Regions from separate parts of the Homo sapiens genome. Here region 2 is linked to region 1. A link is a loop called in an ENCODE intact Hi-C map of the cell type or tissue named here. Cell type or tissue: B cell. All regions are shown on one strand.

Region 1 (8,000 bases):
TAAAAATCAAATGCCAATTAAGAATTATCTCATCAGGTTTCATTTTATACTTGCAAAATTGCACCTATCTTAGGTTTATTCTTTCAGCTTGCATTTTCTCAAGGTTAGTGTTAAGTTTTATTCCAATTATAAATATGCAGAAGGAATGAAGAAAGGTAGTTAAGATTATTGAAATTAAGTCAAATTGACAAACTTGGGAGCAGTCTTTCCCCAGGATCTTATTATTCGGGGTGACTACTGCTGGGACTAGTTACTGGAACCCTCTCTAGTCCTCCTGGAGCATCTGAGAGAGGGCCCATGTAGCAGTGGATCTGCGTTTGTCATAGACCACGTCCTTTATGAGGAAAAAATAGGGAAATTAATATTTCAAATATTGTTCATCACATTTTTGCTTCTATCTGAATGCCTACATACATCTCTGAATTGTTTGAAACACTTTAAAAACATTTCCTGTGGGAAGTTGTGGTCATGGACATCACACATTTCTATAGTATATCTCCCACATCAAAGAAAAATACCCCAAATGCCTGAATAATCCTGACTACGTCGTCTCACTGTATTCTTTTGCAAGCTTCATTAAAACTGGATTTTAAACAGAAACAACCCAATTATCTACTCAGAGTATAAGCAAAAAAGACAAAAACAAAACCAAAAACAAAAAAAACAAAACTTTACCTGTTCTGTTAATGGGAGATTTGTGTACTTCTTGTTTAATAACTTTTGATGACATGAATATTTATCTACAAATGTTCAGTAGCTGTTATTTTAAGGACTTTGGCACTACATTTGATATAATGGATGTAGGTGTATTATATACTTTATTGTAAACAACTGCTGAATGCTAATTGTCTCAAACTTCCACATTGTTTAAAAGTACCCCACTGGCTTTAAATCATTGTCTTCATATCTACTCACTCATTTCTTCCCAAAGATATCCAAAAGAATGCACAACTGTGTACTCCATTCTTATAAATGTATTAAACAAGCATCCAAGTTAGGGGACTAGAAGGTCTACGTACAGCCAACAGAGCGGAGAGTCAGTGACCATCGCTTTCAACTTTGTATATTATAAATAAAATTCTGCTCATTTTTTCCAGCTTCTGAGTGTGTGTATATGCTTAAGAATTAACTATTATTTTCCACCCTCTGAGCCAGAAAAAAATTTTTTTTAAGAAGTAGATACAGGAATGGAACCTGGAAAAAAATCCAGCATCCCCCCAAACAAACAAACAAACAAACAAACAAAAAAACTTTAGAAAGTTCTTACAAAATAAAAATCGCACCTTCTGCTGCTGTAGCAGATACTCAAGCCATGAAGTGAGGGTCTCCTTCCCTGGTCCAGGATGGAAAAATCCTCTCTCTCAAAGTTTTTAAAAAGAAAGTGCTTTGGAGTCTTCTAATTCTGAACAAGAATTTTCTCCTTAACTGGAAATCAAGAATGTTTGAATTCACTTAATATATAGAGGAAAGAAAGTACAAAGAGGAAGGCCACACAGCCCTGTGGTTTCTGTTTATCTGTTTTCTCTCACATGCTGTCGTTTCTGATTCAGCGGAGACGGGGGATCCTGTGTCAGAGCCGTGGATCGCAGAGGCAGCGAGGCTCGGTCTGCAAACAAGACGCTGCAAGGCTGAGTGAGAGAGAGAGGGTGTGCGAGCAGCGAGCACATGTTACATCAGACACAGTACCTGATTTTTCACTGCACAGCTTGTCAGCTAGATAGTGTGTCTCCTGGGCGATAAGTGAGGATATTTCATCTTCATACTCTTCTATTATAGTTTCACACTGTAGAAACATAATAACAACATATGTGGATAGACGCACACTGGCGGGGCACTTTGTTAGGAAGGACTTTGCAACAATTTATTAGCTAAACATAGGAAATCATGTAACCAAGGTGGTCCATTTTTATTCGCCCTTTTGGTTTAATACATCATTGCATTGGATTAACCCTCTTCCCAGAATGTTAATTGCATCATTTTCCTGGGGCTTAAGTAAATGATGAGTTGTGTTGGAAGACATGGGAGCCTGAGGAAGGAACATCTCTTTGCATGTTTCGCTTCCTTAAATCGGACTGGAAGTCATAGGAAGAAATGGACCTCCTATCGAAGGAGCTGAAAAGTCCAACGGTTTTTAAACTAAAAAAAAAAAAAAAAAAAAAAAAAAAAGAAGACCACAGCTCCCCGAAATGATTAAACCAGTTTCCTTGTGATTTAACATAATAATCCATTTTGTGGCTTGAAAGTGTGAAAACAATTAAGCCTTCTCAGCAATCAAAACAAACGCATCTTCAATTTCACTGTGGAGAACACCCTTGACAGTTACTTCGGGAGGTGTCTTTTCATGCTGTTTAGAGATCCATCCAACATTTCACTTCACTTAAAAAAAAATACCTGACCTTTCAGAGAAGAGGGTGCTCAAATACACCCCTGCATTTGAAAATCTTAAATTCTAACTGAAGTATGTTTCTTTGTTAAGGAACTACCAGGTTATACTTTCGGGAGCTGTGAAGTTACCTAGTGGTATTCACCAGAGACTTGTAAATCATTTTCTGAGTTCATTAAGCAAGACTCTAAAAATGTTTAATGGCATTTTAAAAGATTTAAATTCGACTCTAATGTGCCTATTTAAAACCTGTGAAATACAAACACACGTATTCATTGTCATTCTTATTCTGTAGTACTTTTAACCCTGATTATTGCCTTTACTTTCTAGTTAAAATAAAATCTTTAAAAATCGGCTAAAGCCCTTATTTCAAGGTTTCAGCAGGCCTGGTATTTTGGCCAATGTGTGAACTTAATACATTTTTTAAAACAGGACTGCCCATCACTTTGTCTGATTCAACAGCATTGACTAAAGTGAAAAATATTGCAACGTATTTTGCCAAGCATATTCTAGCAAGCCAGAGACTAGCATTCACAAAAAATCAACATTACACTGGAAGGAAATTTGGCATCAGGCTAACTATCATACCTAAGCCTTTGTTTAACTTAGTTTGGGCTAGAATATTCGAATTAACTCAGGATACAATTCTCCCTCCTCTGTCAAGCCTTAGAAAAAAAGAGGTGGTTGCATCACTCTCCCTCTGTCATTTGGCTGTAGATATTTGAAAGCGGCATTCGTTTTAATTTGGCTTTTAACCTAGAAACCACAGCCCCTGATTCCTTATGTGGAAACCTGTGAGAGACCTTCCTTGCACCAGCACTGACTAAGACCACTCTGGAGTCCCCACACGAGCAAAATGGTTTAAGCAAAACGTTCTGCAAAACTGTCTTAAAGTCCCCGGGACTTGTGCACAGCACCTTCCGTAAAGTATCACTGAGACGTGTCCATTGATCACCATAAATTGCCACAACCCCTTAGGTGTCTCAAAAGTCAAGTTACTAAACGCATGGTGAGCACTTAAGCAGCAAGACAACAAAGTCAGCAGATGACATTTTAATGTGCATTTTGATGTTCCATGTCTTGAAACTCAACCACAACAAGAGTAGAAAACAACAAAAAAGAGTTCCAAAAACACGTTTCTGGATCATACGATTCATCTGCAAGGAAGAGAGCTTACCGCAAATTTCAAAGGTCTGTAAGCATCAGAATAAAAATACAATTTTTTAAATTCTTGGTATATTTTGTCTCCTTTCCTAGGAGCGAATCTCTTGAAAGTTCTCTCCTTCGTCACAGGGTCTTCCTCAAGCTTGTAGTCGTTCATTCGCTCACAGACTTTCTCCAAAAGATCCGTTAGGAACGCCTCCGACTGAGCTAGGGGGATCTAAGAAGAAAGACAGGGCGAGGAAACTTGTCTTAATGTTAATGTTACTTCAAAGACCTTCCGGCGAGTCCACATGGAAACGCCACACTCTCCCTGAATGCAAACGTGTGCCACTTCCCTAGCACGGGCCCAGAAGACGGTACCGCAGATTGTTATTACAATGTAACAACGACCTGCTTTACATCATTACGGGGCTAGCGTAAATTCCAGTTTTTTAAAAGTGCATATATTTCAAAGTGGCCAGAAAAAAAATACATTCAAACTAGAAACTATACCTCTACATAGAATCATGTTTAGAAATCACTGAGCATGTAGCAAAAAGCATGACGCATAGAAAATGGCAGTTATTATCCATCTACTTGTCAGACAGAGAGAGGAGAGAGAGAGGAGGGGGAGAGAGACAGAGAGAGGGAAAGGAGGGAGAGACAGAGAGAGGGAGGGAGAGAGAGCGAGAGAGAGAGCGCGCGCTCAGCTGGCTTCAGATCCCCTTAGTCGGGGAGAAGTTGGGGAGGCCCAAAGTCTGGCCCTCCCCGGGGCTGCCCTTGGCTGCGCGTCCCCCACGCTGCAGCCGCGCGATGGCCCGGGCTGGGGTGGACGTGGGGCTGGGAGAGGAAGGGGCTCACGGACGGGCGCCCCATCTCCCAGGCGGGCTCCTCGGCTGCTTTCTTTGGGAACAGCTGGTGCACGTCCCCGCGCGCCCCTCTCCCTCCGGAATTCGGCGAGGATTCAGCTGGACCCTTTGGCCACCACCTCCGCCCCGGGCGCGGGTCAAAGAGCACCCCTCGCCCTTGGTAACGGAGACAAAACGTTCGGGGCCGTCTAGACAGGTCAAGGTGCAGGATGCGGCGTCCCCGCGGCTCCTTCCGGAAGGGGGCGTGGAGCCGCCAAGGGCGCCGGACCGCGCCGCAGCCCGGGCCTTTGCGGGCTTTTTCCCTCTCCACCCTCTGCTGATCAAAGTAGGAAGTTTGCATGACAACCGCAGTGAAAGGGGCTGAATCACAAATGAACTCGATTTCTGCAGTGTTGATCTATCCAGCCTCCATTGTCCCCTTTCAGGCGCAGTATGAACCCTTCCGGTGCCAGCGGCCGCGCTACATTCACAGGCGCGCTCGGGGCGCACAAAGGGTCTCCGCGCTTCACCGCCATCTGGCCACAAATCTCATCAGCGGCGCGGCGGCGTCCCCTTGAAAGCGCGGGCGGAGGGTGCGCTTGTGTTCTTGAGACCCAGGTTCCATTACAAACCACCCAGCATCGCCACCGGCGCCCCCCGTTTCAATAAGGAAGCCACTTTGTCAAAACATTCTAAAAGAAACTTGGGAAGAGGACGCGTCAGAGAAATACCGCCGCCGATTAACTATCAGCTGCGCCTCCCCTGTGCACAGGTAACATCCCTCCTTCTCCCCCACGACTCGGCTGGAGCTTGATTTTGAGCTGCTCTCAAGGCCCAGGCACTCGAATCGGAAGTTAAATAGCTTATGGACTATTTAATAGAATATACCACCACACGTATCTAATCACTCAAATACCACGCTTTTAAAACTCATGAATGTTTTAATCGCTAAAAATGTCTACAGTCAAAAACTGCAGCCTAAGTGGCTCAAAGTGCACATTTCAAACACAAGTAGCGTTCTACTTACGCTTTAATTATGCCGTTCATTAATTTTCATTAAGTTGTAAAACATGCAAAGAATACGTAGATTAACAAACAAAACTGAAAATCTGTTTTATTAATTTACAGAAACAAATAATTAAACACGTATTAATCACTGGAAAAACTATAAAATGCAGAGGCAGATTTTAAAATGTAATTTAATCAAGACAGATCATTAGCGGAAAGATTACGGAGGTTTTCTTTTTCTGTGATGCATGTATTTTAGGTATTATTTCCTTAGCTGATACATATACAATATATTCATAGTAGTTTCTGGATGTCAACAGAGTAGCATTTTACTTGAAAGTGAAGAGTAGACGCTGTCATTTAAAAATATCTAACTGTAATCAAGAAATTCATTCTCTCTCTCCTTTCCTTCCTCCCTCCCCCACTCTCGTTTCCCATCTGAAAAGTAAACATACTTGATACTTGGGGGGATGGGGACAGAGCCAGGAGGAACCAGGGTCTGATCGCTGGGGGCTTTCAGAAACTTAGGCCTTCCTTCCATTAGAACACCAAATTCCATCCTAATACACCACTTAATTCATGTTGAGTAGAGGCCACGCTGAAAACTAATTTTTCAATTCACAGAACATTGTGAGCTATTTGCAAAAGTTGCTGAGCATATAAGTTTTGAGCAAAATTGTAATGTTTGTGTGTGGAAGGCCTTCCACAACTTACTTCTGTGGGCCACTTGATTTATTTCCTAGGTTGCACCTTTTGGAAACAGTTCCCCATGTTAAAACTTTCTACCTACCAGTGGATTGTTTTTATTTTGAAAGTGTAATTTGACATGTTTGAATATGCTACTGTTTTGCCTATTTTAACACAAATATGTTATGGCAAGGTACAAACGTGTGAATTTCTACAATTTTGTCAGTCTATGAAGGCTGACTGGCTTTTTGATGTGATTCGCTAGCCCTTTAGAGTAAACATTCTTTAAAAGTAGAAAATGTTTGCTGGCAGCTAGCTCGGAGACACTACCTTACGATGTTCGTTAAAAACAGGAAAGGGAAAACAGCCAGCATGAGACGAGTGGAGTTCATTTTTGCAGAAGATTAAGAAAAATTTTGATCCTGAAATCCCAAAGCATCAATTTTTTTGAGAAAGTATTTAAGAAAAAGATACTTATGCATTACAGCTCTTTATACATTTATTCAAATGTACATGATTAGAGTTTAAAATGATTCTAAGTAGCTGAACTACGTTCAGTACATTTAAAGACTGTTCACAGAATAACTGGGCTTTTTTTTCCCCCTCAAAGTGTTTTGATTATAAGAGGCCAATAAGGATTGGGACAAGTGGAATAAAACGAAGTCTTTCTATACTGTGAAGATTTTGAATAGTACTTGTCAATAAAGCACCTCCTATTGTAATCTTAGGGAGCCTTGCCTCTGCCCTCCAAGGACTGTCTCAGAGATACTAACCTCATTAAAATATGAATGAGAAGGCCTGTGTAGCCAGAGAAAACCCACGCACTGGCACAGTTTTCTTATCTGCCATTGCTTTTACATATGGACTTGTTTGGTACAAGTTATAAGTAGAAAAATGATCCATGATAATTTCATTGCTATCTTAGAGTACCCAAGCACTCCAAGTCAATCCTAACTTTTCCCAGATTTGAACCCCACCTATAACTCTTAATCATACTTCCTAAATGCAGTGCCTATTTCTCCCCCTTTACGTTTCTTCTGACCCTGTGCTTGTTGTGTGAGCAATGGAATGGGGGTGGGGAGATACCCATAGCCCTACTTTAGAGTGGAAAGAAGTACTTGAAAGTTCTGGCTTTGGCTTCTCCAGAAGAGAAGAGCTAGGGAGTTTATTACAGACCTCTATGATAACACTTTAATAACGGCCAATTACAGCATGCCTCCATGTTTGTTCATTACTGTGTCTCTGTTAATCTTGTAGTAAATTTCTTGCTTGATAGCTGTCACAATCAGCAGGAATACAATTATGTTACAGTGGAAACTGTCGTTGTGGTATATCTGTCTCTCCCATTACAGTCTGACAACCTCCAATAAATTTCACTCATCTTTATCGTTATTTTGGAGTGTCCTTCAGATATGAAACCAGTACTTAACCTGTTTAGTGACTGATAATTAATTTCACATTGTAGCAAAGATTTTCTTTCTAGAGGTTTAGTTAATGTAAAATTTTAATTGCATTGTAGCAATATTGCATCTAGTTTAATCACTAACTTTTCATCCATAAAAATTGAAATCACTGCTGATATTAGTTAAAAGTCAATATTTAGAAGTGAAAATTCAAAGCTCCTTTGCTCTAGGCTACAACAGGGGAAGCATGAATTCAGAAACTCTTGTAAGCTGATGAGATATATAATTAGCTTTTATGTTAATTGACTGCTATGAGTTTGTTGTATGACACTTCTTCATATAATATGCAAATAGCATTGACTGTTTAGTTTTATTAGACAATATAATTAGAAATCTAAAGGCACTCATTTCGATGAGGAATAATAAAGGCTGATACATTTCCAGTGTTCTGTATATCAGAAAAAAATGAATTGCATCTGGACGTAATAAGAGAGGTTTTAGCTAGACATTATTTAGGGAGCCCAAACC
Region 2 (8,000 bases), 140 kb before region 1:
GCCGCTGCACTCCAGCCTGGGCACCATTGAGCACTGAGTGAACGAGACTCCGTCTGCAATCCCAGCACCTCGGAAGGCCGAGGCTGGCGGATCACTCGCGGTTAGGAGCTGGAGACCAGCCCGGCCAACACAGCGAAACCCCGTCTCCACCAAAAAAAAACGAAAACCAGTCAGGCGTGGCGGCGCGTGCCTGCAATCACAGGCACTCGGCAGGCTGAGGCAGGAGAATCAGGCAGGGAGGTTGCAGTGAGCCGAGATCGCAGCAGTACAGTCCAGCTTCGGCTCGGCATCAGAGGGAGACCGTGGAAGGAGACCGTGGGGAGAGGTAGAGGTAGAGGTAGAGGTAGAGGTTAGAGGTTAGAGGTTAGAGGTTAGAGGTAGAGGTAGAGGTAGAGGTAGAGGTAGAGGTAGAGGTAGAGGTAGACGTAGAGGTATCCTTTAATCTTTCTAGGACAGGTACAGTGGCTCATGCCTGTAATCCCAGCACTTTGGGAGGCCGAGGTGGGAGGATCACTGGAGGCAGGCGGATCACTGGAGCCAAGGAGTTCAAGACCAACCAGGGCAACATAGTGAGACCTTGTCTCTACAAGAAGTTTAAAAAATTAGCCAAGCATGGCGGCGCATGCCTGTAGTCCCAGCTACTTGGGAGGATGAAGCTAGAGGATTGCTTGAGCCCAGAAGGCAGAGGCTGCAGTGAGCAGTGATCACACCACTGCACTCCAGCCTGGGCGACAGAGCAAGCTCCTATCTCAAAAAAAAAAAAAAAAACAGATAATCTTTCTAGGACTTGATTTCCCAGGCTCCATAATGGCAATCTGCGCAGGCAGCTTCTGGCTCTGAGTCTTCCTGTTTCTGTGGTGCCACTGCCAGCACAGGGAGGTCATTCTGTATCATGTCACTTGCTTGGTGTTTTACACCCATGGATGATGAAACAGCAACTGCAGCCTGGAGTGCTGGGAGGCAGAGAGAGTCTCGCTTCCCAGGCCATCTGGCTTACTGTGAAGGCCAGAAGCAGCACAGCCTCTCTTGGTCACCAGGGATCAGGACTCAGGTGGAGAGGGTGGGGCAGGGGCTGGCAGTGGAGACAGGTCCACACTGGGAACCAGCTGTGCCAGGCAGTGTGGCCCTGAAGCCCCTAAGGTGTGTCAAGAGGGGTCTTTCAGGAAATGGTTAGAGAGTGCAGGTGTTGTGTTTCTCTCTGACATGTAAACATATGTCTTTCTAGACAGGCAGGTCTCCCTATACCTGCCTTACGTGGGAAGCACGTCCGCAGGAGAGGTGCCACCCAGTGCCTCCAGCACTGATCAGGCCTTTCTCAGGTGTTGGGCAGGGAGAGGCAGAGCCCAAGAGAAGCCTCAGCAGAACACTAACAGTGGAAAGGAGGCAGTGAGGTGGAAGCAGCTTCTTTGGTACATGCAGAAAGTTCTAGAAAGGCCTTTTGGCTTAGAATCCTAGCTCTATTCACGTGAAGCAGCACTTCGGCATGAGGTGGTGCTTGAGGGCCCCTTGTCTGAGTAAAACGTGGATGTTGTAGCTGGTTTTGGGGGCTGTGGGACTCCCCCATCTGCACACCCCCTACTCAGCCGATGTGGTAAGCATTTAGCCACAGCAAGTGCTTACTTAGTATTTGTTGGTTCCTGATACACAGAAATCTCTGTGATCCAAGCAGTGTTTCTCCCATAGGACTCTACCCTGCCAACCCTCAGCTCGGCTCAGCTCAGCAGCTCGCTAACTGTGAAACTCGGACGGACATCCTGTGATCACTCCAACGCTTTAAAATTCATCAAAGCGCAGAGCGCTGCCTGGCCGCAGCCCATTGCTCTGTTGTTCTGAGGGGCAAGGCCACAGCGACCTACAGCAGGGAAGAGACAAACACAGATCTGGTGCAGAGATTATTCGGGTCATCGATGACAGGCAGGCAAGAAAGCAGGAGCGTTTCCTGCACGGCCACACCCAAGCAGAACCTTTTCAGGGTACTCATCCCTTTTTAGGCTGGGCTTCGCTCCCCAGCGAGGTCAGCAGGGCCAGCTGATTGTTTTTATTTTACAGGTGTGGGATTCCCTCTGGGGTCTGACTGCCACACTCAGACACAGAAGGGGCAGCAGGGGCAGGGTTTCTAGAGACAGACCTCCTCAGTCAAATGCTGGCCACTTACCAGTCAGCAGGCTTGGAAATGTTATTTTGCCCCTTTGTGCCTCAGTTTCCTCAGATGTAAATGGAGATAATAAATGTACCTATCTCGAGGAATAAATAAAATCACCCACAGGCCAGCTGTGATGGCTCATGATTGTCATCCCAATGCTCTGGGAGGCTGAGGAGGGAGGATCTTTTGAGGTCAAGAGTTCAAGACCAGCCTGGGCAACATAGTGAGACTCTGTCTCTACAAAAATTAAACAATTGGTGGTGTGCACCTGTAGTCCTACCTACTCGGGAGGCTGAGGTGGGAGGATTGCTTGAGCCCAGGAGGTCGAGGCTGCAGAGAGCCATGAGTGCGTCACTGCACTCTGGCCTAGAAGACAGAATGAGACTATCTCAAAAAGTAAATAAATAAAACAGGTCGGGCGCGATGGCTCATGCCTGTAATCCCATCACTTTGGGAGGCTGAGGCAGGTGGATCACCTGAGGTCAGGAGTTCAATACCAGCCTGACCAACATGGAGAAACCCCGTCTCTACTAAAAATACAAATTTAGCTGGGTATGGTAGCTCATGCCTGTAATCCCAGCTACTTGGGAAGCTGAGGCAGGGGAATCGCTTGAACCCGGAAGGTGGAGGTTGTGGTAAGCCAAGATAGCACCATTGCACTCCGGCCTGGGCAACGAGAGCAAAACTCTGTCTCAAAAAATAATAATAATAAATAAATAAAAATAAAATCACCCACAAAACATGCTGAAAAGACACTTGGCCTGCCGGAATCACTCGTGAAAGTTAGTCATTGTTACAGGGGTGGCTACTAGTTCCACCTGTCCCCAGACACTGTGTGCCCCACCTGAAAGTTAGTCATTGTTACAGGGGTGGCTACTAGTTCCACCTGTCCCCAGACACTGTGCGCCCCACCTGAAAGTTAGTCATTGTTACAGGGGTGGCTACTAGTTCCACCTGTCCCCAGACACTGTGCTCCCCACCAAGTGATGGCTAGGAATCCACTCATGCTGTATTCAGACGGCCACCCCCAGACCCCTCGACTCCTACCCTAAAGCCCTGTTTTGCAAGGGCTGGGTATGTTTGCAGGATTCTGCAAGAATTCTGGTTCAAGGTTCAAAGGAACCATTTAAGAGTCCAATCGGACACCATCACAACCCAAGGACGGCCCTGGCCCCTCTGCAAGGGGTTTAGCTCAGCAGCCCGCAAACCTGCAGAGGCCTGCAGGAAGCCCCATCCCACCTGCGAGGACCCTGGCTGGGCAAGCAGTCCCTTCTTGTCAGTCGATCGAACAAAGGCCTCTCGTCCTTTCCGTACCTGGGAACGCAGGGCAGGTGGGGCGGGGAGTGGAATGAAACAGTCTGATCGGCGGTTATTGGCAGAGGAAAATGAAAGAACAAACTCCCTTTGCATTTTTTGGCTTGGTGTGCAAGAATGATGAATCCAGCCAGGAGAATAGGAAAACAACTTCGTGACCCGCTCCATCCCCTCTTTCCCTGTTGCAAGGCGAGCGGACCGCGCTGCACGGGTCCAGGCTGGGTGCCCCTCTCCCCTGGGGTAAAGAGGCAGCACAGGTTGGGACAGCTAGATGGGGGCAATCCAGGCGTCCTGCCCACGGTTTCCTGGGAGCCAACAAAGGCGCCGAGACCTCACCCGTGTGAGGCAACCGCCCCGTGGTCCCACAGAGCTTCTGGAAGTCTGCGTCCCGGCCTTCCCGATGCAAGGCGCCCTCTCCACCTGCCTCGGCCGTGAGCAGGTTCAGGAGGGCGAGAAAGGTTAGGCCGAGCGGAACCGCGCGGCCAGCGTTACGCAGGGTGCCCTGGACACCCCTAGGCGCCCACCTGGACTTGTTCCCACCTCCTCTCGCCCCTTGCCTTCTTAACCCGCATTACCCGTGTAGGCCTGGGGTGGAATCGGACTACTTGTTCGGGATTTGCTCGAGAACATTCTAGGGAGAAGGCACGCCCGGCTTTGGGCTTGGCCGAGAGTTTAGGGCAGGAGCGCCGGCGGGGAGCTCCCCGGGTGCTGGAGAATGCGTGTCCGGAAAGAAGTAGGGCGCGCTTCGTGGATGCAACCAGGGCCGTCTCGCGCACTTTCTTCCTACCCTGGGACAGCGCCTGAACTGGAGCTGGGCGCACACACTTTACGGAGCCAGCTCGGGTTCTTACGCCCTGGCTCACCCCCGCCCGCCGCCCCAGGATGCAGGTGCTGCGGCGCTCCCTGGTAGCCTCCCGCGCTCCCTGGGGGCGCGCTTTCCTCCATTTCAGGGAAGTCCCCGGACAGGTGCCCACGTTTTACGCTGTCCGGTAGAAGCCCGCGGGCTCAGGCCGACTTGCGCGGCCGCTTCTCCCCAGGGAGAGAAGCTGGAGCTTCCCCCACGCGGCCCTAAGGCGGGGCCGGCTGGGCCGGAGTGGGCGCGGCCAGGGTGTCCCAGCGCGCCCCCTGCCGACCGCGCGCTGCGGGGGGCAACTCCACCTCCCCTGGGGAGGCCTCGTCCCCGCTGCAGGGAGACTAAAGCGTGGGTCCGCGACCAGCCGGTTTAGGAACGAAAACTCTGGAACTAAAAACAAAAAATAAAACTGGTGAGTGCGCAGCGTGGTCAGTGTTTCCCTCTGGGTAATGCTTGGCCAAGGGGGAAGATCGAGTACTCCCGCCCACATCCGCCTCCCCCAGGAGGGAGGATTCCCTCTCTGCTCACCCACCCTGACCCACGCCTCCCGCCAGGTCCACTGCTCAGACAAATCTGTAGGTTTCTGAGTATCCGTATCTCGAAAAGCTTCAATGCACAAACGAGGTTTTAAGCCCATCGCGGCTTCGCAAGGGGAAGGGGCTGCTTCCCTAAAAACAAAACACAACAAAAAAGGCAAGGGGGTACTCTTGCAGATGGACTGGAATTAGTAATTTAGCCAGGGTCTCTTCCAAACTCACTGCAAAATTCGCCAGCGTCTCATTCTTCACACACGGGGCACCACACGAGAATCACCCCCTCCCCAGAATTTTGCAAAGCACGTTTGCTGAGTTTTCTCGCCTTTCCTTCCGACAAGCTCGAACTGGAACCAGCGCTCTCCCCTCTAGACCTGCCTCCGCGCCCCACCCTTCTTCCCCCACACAGTCCCTCCGCAGGGAGAATTCAGGTGCTAAAAATGCTCGGGCCTCGCAGCTTCCTCCCTCCTCCTCGGTTCCTCGAATGACCCAAGCTGCCTCTTTCCGGGCCCTTGGAAGACGGTGCGAATTCCGCGGCGGCCCGCTCTCGCCAGCGCCACAGCCCTGACTCCCACCCGGAGGCCTGAGTTCAACCGCTTTCGCTTCCTTGCGGGCCGTTCAACCCTCTGAATACGCAGATTCATTTATTTATGTTTTTTAATGTAGTAAGTGGGCAGCTAAATGAATTGCAATTTGTCATTTTTATGGTTAATTTGAAATCTCGCTCTTGTTGCCTAATCCTGTTAGTTGGTGGCAAAACAAGGAGAAACGCGTGTTTCGGCAGCAGTGATTCTAACAGGCGTTTTATGTTAAATTACAGCAGAACCCAGAACAAAAGCAGGCGGCGGACTTGCAGTCCCAGCGGCCTCGGCCGGTCCGCGCTGCCGGTGTGAGCCCCGAAGGAAAGCACCCCAAGCTGGCTGACCCCGCGCACCCCCGGCCACACCCGCCCATCCTGGCTTCGAGATTAAGAAGCCCAGTTTGGCACCCCAATTATGTTTGGCAATGTCCCCGGTGCCCCAGACCCGCACTCCGCTGCCTCCTGGCTTCTCATGCCCGCGAAGCACGGCCTCGCCCTGGGCGCGGGGCATCACCGGCGCGGAGGCCCGAGGGCGGGTCACTTCGGATCCCTTTCTTCCCTTCCTCGTCTCTGCCTCTTTTCCTTTCTTTTCTCCCTCCGCCTCTCTGTCAGCTCTTCCCGTCGTTTCCTCGGCACCCAGCTCCAGTCCAGGCGCTGTCCCAGGGTAGGAAGAAGGGCGATGCCCCTTCTTCCCCTTCTCTGGTCCCCTCCCCAGCCTCCGGCTCCCCAAGGTGCAGGGCTCCGGCGGGGGCTGGGCCGGGCGGGTGGGTTTCTGAGCCGCAGCGCTTGGAGCTGGGGGAGCGGGAGCAGGGGCGGCCCGGCGGGCGGGCCGGGACCCGGCTTTTCCGGCTACCCGTGGGCCAGGTGCGGGTTTCAGCACGCGGGGCGCGTGTGGGCGGAGGCGCCGGGGCCCGCGGCTCCGCTTGTTCGCGCGTTGTCGCTGGCGAGGCGTTTCTTGTCCCCGGCGCCCGCTCGGTGCCGTCTCAGTGAGTTTGATTGAAACGCGGCTGCGGGAAGGGGTCGACAGAGGCAAGCTGCGAGCAAGGCGGGGGTGGGGGCGAGGAAGGGGACCCGGAGAGCTCCCGGAGGGCTTGGCCGGCCACCGCCGCGCGGCGCTGCTCGGGGACTGCTACTTTGCAAGGCGGCGGCTGCCCCTGCGGGGTTCGGGTTGCAGGGTCAAGTGTCACGTCCTCCGCAATCTCCAATATTCCTGTAATGTATTTAAATGGACGAATTCATTACGCGGGGCCGTGTGAATGGGGCGAGGCCGCGAGCGCGGCGCGATCAGTAGCGCCCACTAACAGTTCGTTCTGCACGGCGGAGCGCGAGACCGCGGACCCACGGAAGCCCCCTCAATGGTGTTTGCGTCCTCGCCGCCACCGGCTTGGTAGGGTCCTTTAGGGAAGGAGGAAGAGTTCAGGCACCCGGACAGATCCTAATGGTCTTTCTGATTTTTCTTTCCCTTCGGTCCGCTTTCCCCGCGACCTCCTCCACCCTCAGTCCGCCTTTCAAACGTCGTCCGCGGGGATGGCTGCGCGATGGAGAAATTGGTCTCGTCCAGAGACGCGCGCACAGCCGTCCCCGCGCACACGCGACACGCCCAGGGCCGGCGTCCACGTGAGGGCAGCACCCTAGGTCGGGTCAGTCAAACCCCACAGCGGGGTTTCAAACAGTGTAGGGGAGGGGAAGTAGGAAAGGTCATTAAGATAAAAACAAAAATAAAAACCAGTGGCTCTTCTAGCTAAGGGGATGGCAGCGGGGGTGGAAAGTTAATAACAGGTAAGATCGCTGCCTACCCTCCCTCTGTTTTTAAGACAAAACATTGAATAAATTAAAAGGGAAAATACCCCCTGTCCCTTCCACCAGGCCTCCCGCCACATCAGGACTCCAGTGGGGTAACAGTAGGTACACACTGGACTTGCCAAGTCTGCAATCCAGCAGTCCTCAGATTAGGGACCGGAGGAAGGAAGTGCAACTCCCAGAGAGGGCAGCCAGCCTTAGCGGCGGTGACAGCTTCCTCACGGTGGTCCTGCAGCTGGAGCTCCAGAGAAAGAAGGGAGGAAGCACTTCCGGAAGTCTCTGCCAAGAGATTTTAAATTGTGTTGCCTGCGGATTTTGTGGTTGAAAGAATTACCTGGTGACTTGCCAAATCTCTGAGTTTGTTGAAAGGAGATGACCTGCCCTTAGAAACCCCTCCATTCCTGCCTACCTCCGAGACCAGAGGCTGTGCCTCTCTTTCTCTTTTCTTTCCTAGTCCCCACAGGAGGGAGGAGGAAGGTTACAGCGTTTGTGGAATCAGGCTGCCAGGCGACGTTTCGTGGTTGTATTTGGCCCACTAAATCCTAGGTCGCTCTTCCTATGTACGACTGTAGACTCACCTTCTGTATCTTATACAGGAGATGTGTAGATGGCCCATAAAGGGCAGACTTCATACAAACCCTGTGTGAGCAGTGGGATTCACTGTAGGAGGTGCAGTGGGTATTTTCTCAAAGGCATTTACACCCAAGAGTTAACACCAAGTTGACGGGACCAGAGGGTCTTTGGTGAGCAGGCCACCAGAGATGGAAAGGAAGCTTC

What was found. Peaks named below come from ENCODE experiments on the same cell type or tissue, not always from the same donor. Only the 100,000 strongest peaks of a DNase experiment are listed, where the experiment ranks them.
Region 2: a loop joins it to region 1, with 12 times the contacts of the local background. A loop is called at or near these places in 8 of 110 quality-filtered maps.

What each region holds. Positions count from the first base shown.
Region 1 is chr7:155,505,334-155,513,333 of GRCh38, forward strand. CNPY1 (canopy FGF signaling regulator 1) reads right to left here. Exons shown (of 5, transcript NM_001393663.1): 3 at 3,561-3,764; 4 at 1,687-1,783. Among named protein-coding and RNA genes, the nearest start is that of CNPY1, 37 kb to the right of the region's middle. RefSeq lists a silencer at 1,584-1,633 and enhancers at 3,495-4,342, 4,343-5,188. In B cell, no CTCF peak of the experiment used is centred here; DNase peaks (open chromatin) are centred at 3,768, 4,008, 4,208, 4,888 and 1 weaker place; H3K4me3 peaks cover 735 bases; H3K27me3 peaks cover 5,124 bases.
Region 2 is chr7:155,368,119-155,376,118 of GRCh38, forward strand. LOC105375593 (a long non-coding RNA gene) reads left to right here. Exons shown (of 3, transcript XR_928236.4): 3 at 1,684-2,913. Among named protein-coding and RNA genes, the nearest start is that of BLACE, 4.2 kb to the left of the region's middle. RefSeq lists enhancers at 3,770-4,281, 5,306-5,817 and a silencer at 4,475-4,664. In B cell, CTCF peaks have their summits at 4,619 (motif pointing left) and 4,821; DNase peaks (open chromatin) are centred at 4,373, 5,693, 5,983, 6,743 and 3 weaker places; H3K4me3 peaks cover 3,151 bases; H3K27me3 peaks cover 5,844 bases.